Regions from separate parts of the Homo sapiens genome. Here region 1 is linked to region 2. The links are chromatin loops, found by intact Hi-C in ENCODE. Cell type or tissue: PC-9. All regions are shown on one strand. Region 1 has its middle 230 kb from the start of PLXNA4-AS2. Region 2 overlaps PLXNA4 (plexin A4).

Evidence for each region. A loop is a pair of places that touch in the nucleus more often than their neighbours do. Peaks named below come from ENCODE experiments on the same cell type or tissue, not always from the same donor. Only the 100,000 strongest peaks of a DNase experiment are listed, where the experiment ranks them.
Region 1: a loop joins it to region 2, with 7 times the contacts of the local background. A loop is called at or near these places in 2 of 110 quality-filtered maps.

The regions. Positions count from the first base shown.
Region 1 is chr7:132,029,322-132,033,321 of GRCh38, reverse strand. No RefSeq gene overlaps it. Among named protein-coding and RNA genes, the nearest start is that of PLXNA4-AS2, 230 kb to the left of the region's middle. In PC-9, no CTCF peak of the experiment used is centred here; a DNase peak (open chromatin) is centred at 2,211; H3K27ac peaks cover 2,110 bases.
Region 2 is chr7:132,143,096-132,147,095 of GRCh38, reverse strand. PLXNA4 (plexin A4) reads left to right here. Exons shown (of 32, transcript NM_020911.2): 28 at 396-586; 29 at 1,808-1,977. Among named protein-coding and RNA genes, the nearest start is that of PLXNA4-AS2, 120 kb to the left of the region's middle. In PC-9, a CTCF peak has its summit at 1,516; a DNase peak (open chromatin) is centred at 1,435; H3K27ac peaks cover 776 bases.

The DNA.
Region 1 (4,000 bases), 110 kb after region 2:
TCTCCTTAAGCTGATAAGCAACTTCAGCAAAGTCTCAGGATACAAAATCGATGTACAAAAATCACAAGCATTCTTATACACCAATAACAGACAAACAGAGAGCCAAATCATGAGTGAACTCCCATTCACAATAGCTTCAAAGAGAATAAAATACCTAGGAATCCAACTTACAAGGGATGTGAAGGACCTCTTCAAGGAGAACTACAAACCACTGCTCAATGAAATAAAAGAGGATACAAAGAAATGGAAGAACATTCCATGCTCATGGGTAGGAATAATCAATATCGTGAAAATGGCCATACTGCCCAAGGTAATTTATAGATTCAATGCCATCCCCATCAAGCTACCAATGACTTTCTTCACAGAATTGGAAAAAACTACTTTAAAGTTCTATGGAACCAAAAAAGAGCCCGCATCACCAAGTCAATCCTAAGCCAGAAGAACAAAGCTGGAGGCATCATGCTACCTGACTTCAAACTATGCTACAAGGCTACAGTAACCAAAACAGCATGGCACTGGTACCAAAACAGAGATACAGATCAATGGAACAGAACAGAACAGAGTCCTCAGAAATAACACCGCATATCTACAACTATCTGATCTTTGACAAAACTGACAAAAACAAGAAATGGGGAAAGGATTCCCTATTTAATAAATGGTGCTGGGAAAACTGGCTAGCCATATGTAGAAAGCTGAAACTGGATCCCTTCCTTACACTTTATACAAAAATTAATTCAAGATGGATTAAAGACTTACATGTTAGACCTAAAACCATAAAAACCCTAGAAGAAAACCTAGGCAATACCATTCAGGACATAGGCATGGGCAAGGACTTCATGTCTAAAACACCAAAAACAATGGCAACAAAAGCCAAAATTGACAAATGGAATCTAATTAAACTAAAGAGATTCTGCACAGCAAAAGAAACTACCATCAGAGTGAACAGGCAACCTACAGAATGGGAGAAAATTTTTGCAATCTACTCATCTGACAAAGGGCTAATATCCAGAATCTACAATGAACTCAAACAAATTTACAAGAAAAAAACAAACAACCCCATCAAAAAGTGGGCAAAGGACATGAACAGACACTTCTCAAAAGAAGGCATTTATGCAGCCAAAAAACACATGAAAAAATGCTCTTCATCACAGGCCATCAGAGAAATGCAAATCAAAACCACAATGAGATACCATCTCACACCAGTTAGAATGGCAATCATTAAAAAGTCAGGAAACAACAGGTGCTGGAGAGGATGTGGAGAAATAGGAACACTTTTACACTGTTGGTGGGACTGTAAACTAGTTCAACCATTGTGAAAGTCAGTGTGGCTATTCCTCAGGGATCTAGAACTAGAAATACCATTTGACCCAGCCATCCCATTACTGGGTATATACCCAAAGGACTATAAATCATGCTGCTATAAAGACACATGCACACATATGTTTATTGTGGCACTATTCACAATAGCAAAGACTTGGAACCAACCCAAATGCCCAACAATGATAGACTGGATTAAGAAAATGTGGCACATATATACGATGGAATACTATGCAGCCATAAAAAATGATGAGTTCATGTCCTTTGTAGGGACATGGATGAAATTGGAAATCATCATTCTCAGTAAACTATCAGAAGGACAAAAAACCAAACACCACATATTCTCACTCATAGGTAGGAATTGAACAATGAGAACACATGGACACAGGAAGGGGAACATCACACTCTGGGGACTGTTGTGGGGTGGGGGGAGGGGGGAGGGATAGCTTTAGGAGATATACCTAATGCTAATTGATGAGTTAATGGGTGCAGCACACCAGCATGGCACATGTATACATATGTAACTAACCTGCACATTGTGCACATGTACCCTAAAACTTAAAGTATAATAGTAATAAAAAAAAAAGAAAAGAAAAACTCTGTCCCATCATCCAAGAGAGTTTGAGAAGCACAGATCTAGTTGCAATCCACTGCTCCAAGAATTGGCATCTAAGACACCAGGCTGTGGACTAGCTGTTTTTTTTCATAGGCATTCTGAGAAACAGCAAGAATAAGAGGCAGGGAGAGAGAGAAAGAGAGAGACAGTAGAAGAGGGAAAGGAGAAAGAGCGAGGCAGGCTGATGGACAGAGAAAAAGTACCTCCTTCCGGTATAGCCTCTTTCACCTGAAACTGGAAATTCCACATTCCAATACAGTGATACTAAATCTAATCCTTTCTGACACCCTTTCCTAAGATTATGGTTATGGAGCAAGTCAAAATGAAGGGAGTACACTGACAACACATCCTCTCTGGGTGGCTGCCCACCTAGAATGACCCAGAGCAGAGAACAACCATGCCCAACACTGAAAACACATCCTCATGGACAGCCACTCTCCTAGCACAGCCTGGCTGCTCCAGCACCCTCTCTCCTCCATGCTTCTAGTCTAGATGTTCTTGCTTCTTTAAGAATTTAAAAAGAGACCATAATCCAAACCTCTGCTATAATTCCCACTGAGCAAAACCTCCTGCAGAAATTTTTCAGCTCAGGCAGCATACCCAGTGATTAAGAACAAAGGCATCACAGTCAAACATACTTGAGTTTGAGTTCTGGCTCCTGCTCTCCCTGCCTAGGTGACTTTGGGCACACCACTGACTTCATTAAAGCTTCAGTGTCTGCATCTATAAAATAGAGATAACAATGCCTAATATTTACTGAGTGTTATACCATATGCTTGATATTGGCTACCTGCTTTATCTGGAAAATCTCAAATAAATAATTTTATGAGATAGATACATCTATCCCCATTTTTCAGGTGAGGAAACCGAGGCTTTGAGAGGGTAATAACTTGCCAAGTTTACACAGTGAGTAAAAATCAGGACTCATTATTATGCACTCTGCTTCCCAGTGCTGTTTAATTAATATAAGATACCACCATACTATCTAATTCATAGGATGGCTGTGAAGATAAGATAATGCATTTATCACAATGCTTTGCTAGATAGTCGTTGCTATTGCTTTTGACATTCTTTTCCTAGGGCTATCTTGGGGCCTCTGAAAGTCCCTCAGCTTCAAGGCTACAACCTAGGGCAGCAAAAACTTGGCAGGCTCCAGAAGGAACTGAGCCAGGGCTTTCTTGGCAAGTGGCCCAGCCTGCACACCCTTCAATAGTCCAGGGTCTCCTATAAATATGCCAACACCAAATCACAGGCTCAGAAGCAAATCTCAATAGTTACTCAATTTCAGGCTCGAAAGCACTTTTCATCTTGCACTTTTAACATCAGCTAAAAAGTTCTCCCAGGTTCCCTGCTTCTGGATCCTTCCATTGAATCTTTTTAAATGCTGAGCCCCTCTCCGCAGAATATCGTTAAATGTCAACTATGAAAAGAGGGGAGTAGAGCCAAAGGGTAGGGAAGAAATCTGGGGAGATTGCCTGACTCTCGTAAGTATTTATTCCCACTTGGTGAGTCAGTGTTTGAGCCAGAACTCTCCCCTGGGCTTCCCAAGGAGGATTTTCGATGCTAGGTGATGGGAAGGCTGAATGCCAACTTCTTCCCAGCCATGCCCTTGAAAACCCTTGGAAACCTCAGACCTTGCTAATAGGTTCAGGGCTGACTCTATGTTGAGCAAGGTGACCTTGTTGTCTCTAATCCATACACTATACAGCAGAGTAAGTATTATTATTCTCACTTTAGAGATAAAGAAACTGAGGCTAGAGGTGTTAAGTCACTGGCCTAGGGCCATACGGCCAATGAGCCAGAACTTGAGCCAGGTCTATTTAGCACTGGTGTCTGAGCTGTTTCTCTCCAAAGGCCCTGCGATTTCTCCCACTGGGACAGGACCCTAGACCTCTAATAGGACTGAGATGCCTTTCCTCCAACCTCTTTCCTGGTCACCTGGACCAGCATATCATCATATGGTCCTCATGAATTCTAACCTCTGCACACCACCCTATCTGAGTGGAAGTGGGCTCCTTTCATGATTTCCTTTTTTTTTTTTTTTTTTTTTTTTTTTTTTTTTTTTTT
Region 2 (4,000 bases):
GGGAGACAGGCTACCTGCTCTTAAGTATGTACTTAATTGGCTGCACAGAACACATCCTGAGACGTGACTTGAGAACTCTTACAAGGAAAAGCATTAAAAAAGTACAGGCTTATATTTTTACAAATTGAATAATTAAGGGTTGACACGATGCAGAGTACAGGAAGAAGGGGGAGATCTGAGTGGGTAGAATTAGCCACAGATAGTTTCCTGGAGGTGGTGAGAAAGGCATCCCAGTTTCAGGGAATGCACCAAACCAAGGCAAGGTGACAGCACCGACCAATGGCAGGAATGATCAGACAGTCGTTGGCTTCTGCCGGAGCAAGGGATGCATGGTAAGTGATGGGCTAAGGCTGTGTGGCCTCACATATGTCGGGGGGTGATCCTTGCCTTGGCAGAAAACATGATCCGGTACACGGGCAGCCCCGACAGCCTCCGCTCACGGACACCTATGATCACTCCTGACCTGGAGAGTGGAGTCAAGATGTGGCACCTAGTGAAGAACCACGAGCACGGAGACCAGAAGGAGGGGGACCGGGGGAGCAAGATGGTGTCTGAAATCTACCTGACCCGACTCCTGGCCACTAAGGTATCAGACTTGAGAACTGGGTGCAGGGAGCCCAGAGGCTATGGAGAGGGACTTCATCAGCCCACAGAAATGCCAGAGTAGCCAGTACCCAGCATTCATGCTGGTGCCCACTCTATTACCCACCCCAGGAGGCACTGCTGACCATTCCCCGTACCGAACCTCAGAATCCTTCTCAATCCAGAACTCCAGGCAAACCCTGCCAATACATCAGTGTTGGCATGCAATCTGAAGATTTGTTTCTACCCCTTCTCCATGCCCTTCTGAAATACTGAGACTCTAACTGCCTCTTTTCACATTCTTCTGCCATGCCTTATAAAAGAATGATTTCTTCTCTGTGGTATCATCTACAATCTCAAGTTGGGGAAGTCGGGGCTCCATCACGACTTCCCAGGCACCATATCTTTTCTTTTTTTTTTTTTTTTTTTTTTTTGAGACAGAGTCTTGTTCTGTCACCCAGGCTGAAGTGCAGTGGTGCAATCTCTGCTCACTGCAACCTCCTCCTCCCAGGTTCAAACAATCCTCCTGCCTCCCAAGTAGCTGAAACTACAAGCATGCACCACCACGCCTGGCTAATTTTTTTTTTTTTTTTTTTTTGTATTTTTAGTAGAGGTGGGGTTTCACCATGTTGGCCAGGCTGGTCTTAAACTCCTGGCCTCAAATGATCCGTCCGCCTCAGCCTCCCAGAAGTTGGGATTACAGGCATGAGCCACCGTGTCTGGCCTCCGGCACCATTTCTAATCCTGGTTCTGGGGACGTTGCTTGCCTGCAGTGCTAGTCTTTCACTCCTGAGACTGGGCTCAGCTCTGCTCTCTGCAGAGCCAAGTGAGTCACTGTTCATTAGCCAGTGTGAGTAATGCCCAAACAAAGCCAGCAGATTGTGTTTGTCTGCTCTGACCAAGTGAGTGTTCATTAGCATTTGTGAAAAGTGCTAAAATAACACCGCCAGAGGGTGTTCAACCAAACCGTGTTGTTGGCAGAGGAAGCCTTACGTAGGTCCAGTCATCAGTGTTATATCTCTTTTCCATGTGCAGGGGAAATTTAAAGCTGTTAGAGACAGATGAAATGGGAAAAAATGATTTAATGCATGGACTTACCCAATTTTACCCAAGTAGGGTGGGCTGTATACCATCCTCCCCTGCCTAGGTCTGTGAGGCAGGTTTTAAAAGCCATCCTCAGAACTACGTGAGTCGAGCTGTGTCTGGACGTATCCTGCCTCTCCAGGGCACACTGCAGAAGTTTGTGGATGACCTCTTTGAGACCATCTTCAGCACGGCACACCGTGGCTCTGCCCTGCCCCTGGCCATCAAGTACATGTTTGACTTCCTGGATGAGCAGGCTGATAAACATGGCATTCATGACCCGCACGTCCGCCATACCTGGAAGAGCAATTGGTGAGTGAAGGGAGGGCAGGGGGCACATCGGGAGCCCTGAGCCCACCCAGCCTCAAGTTAATGGTGGTGGGACTCTGGGCCTCCAGGAGAAGGGCTGGCCAGAGCCTGTTTTCATCAGCAGGGACTCTGAGCAGGCACATTCTCTGGTCCTCCCCATCCACTCTTCCTAGATTTTTGTGCTCACTCCCTCTCTTACTTCCCTCTAGTCAAATCTGTCTGTGCATCTTTCTTTCCTATCACTTAGTCAGTTAACAAACATTTATTGAACCAGCTGAAGAAGCAAGAAAAATATGCCAAATGTCACGGCCAGGACACTCTCCCATCCAAGTACCTCCTGGGTGCCTGTGATTATGCTAGACACGGGGCTAATCAGACATGGCCCCTGCCCTCAATGAACTGACAGATGAGGGTGAGAGGCAAGGAAGTCTGCTGGTGTGGGACAAATGCTATGGAAGATGGAGGATGTGTCGTGTGCAACCAGATCTTAGAAGGGCAATGTCTAACAGTGACTTGCAAGCAGTTTTGAAACACACTTAGGAACCAGCCAGGTGAACAAAGGGCATTCCTATTCTATTCAAGCAATTGCTCTCTTCTCTTTTCCAAGCTCTGTGTGGTGAAGAGACCTGCCCTTAACCACTATGTCTTCCTTTGAGACAACAGGATTCTCCAAGTACTAATTGACACTCTAGGTGTTCTCCCCTATGATCCCCTCTCTCCTTTTAACATGGATCATCCTTCCTTTCACTTGTGAGTAATTTGTATTTCAGGTTGAAATTTCAAGATCGCACATCAGTATTCAGCACTTAGTACGGAAGCTTGCATAAAGCTGGGTCTCAATAATTATTGATGAGATGCAGAGCCAAGGTGGTCTCTGGTTGAGAGCTCTACCTGAGGCAAAGCTGGCTTATCCTTTGTCCCATTGCTTCCAGAACTGCCTCCCTGTAGCTTTTCCAGATCTTCTTCCCCAGATCATTCTTCTGAGGCAGTGTGGGCCTGTTGCCCGCACCAACAACTGCTAGGATGGGCAAAGCATTAGGGCTCAGCGAAGCACCCTGGCACCTAGCCCTGGGCCCCAAAGCAATGCACAGATGAAGGCAGAAGTCAGGCTTTGGTACCAAAACTGTATTCAATGTAGTATACTCTGGCTCCTCATCCTCTTCACCGGGAGAAGAGACTATCCCTGCTGAATATGAAAAACCAGGTAGGAACCAAGGTTGAGACCACAGAACCAAAGCATGGGGTTTGCTCCCATATTAACTCCTAGTGAGAGAAGACCTTCGTTCTGGGGTTCTTCCAACCTTTCTGAAATAAGACTCAAAAATCTAGATTGCTCACTCAGTGTAGCAAAACTTTGTGATGCGATTTCCTCCTTTTAAAGCTGTGCTGGGTCTGATATCTCCCAGGACCTGCCTTTAGGTAAGATGCGTTTAACTCTTCTAGACTTTGTGGCGTGACTACTGGGAGCTGTTCAGTGGGGCATGTCCCCAGCCTACCAATCTGCTTCTGTTAGTGAGTCTTCCTACTTACTGCCTCCATTGAATGTTAGCAGCCTTCAGGAAATTTTTAAAAAAAAATGCTCTGCCCAGAACTTCTCTCGGTCCTAGCTGGAGAAAGTTGGGTCTTTCTAAACATTTCTACCTGCTTTTAGTAGCACAGTGCAAGAATATCACCTACAATGGTATCTAAACCATTTGTTTTCACCCCATCCCTCCTGCTGGGGCAAGGCCACCTCCAGGGGTGCCATAATGTCCTTGGAGTGGAGCCAAATCTTCTTGGATGCCAGCTCTTCCAAGTACTCAGGTCTGAGCAAAGGAAATCCCAGAAAGTAGACAGTTTCCCCCAACCCTGAGGACACTTTCCCCCAACCCTGACTTGATCTATTGCTATGCTGAGGAAGACACAGTCTGGGAATTTTAAGATCTGCATATTGACTTGGAGTTAATTGTCTCTGATGGAAAAGTGATTATTTTTTTATTCCTGGCCCAAGGTGTAACCCACCCTCTCCCCACCCCCTTCTTCCACA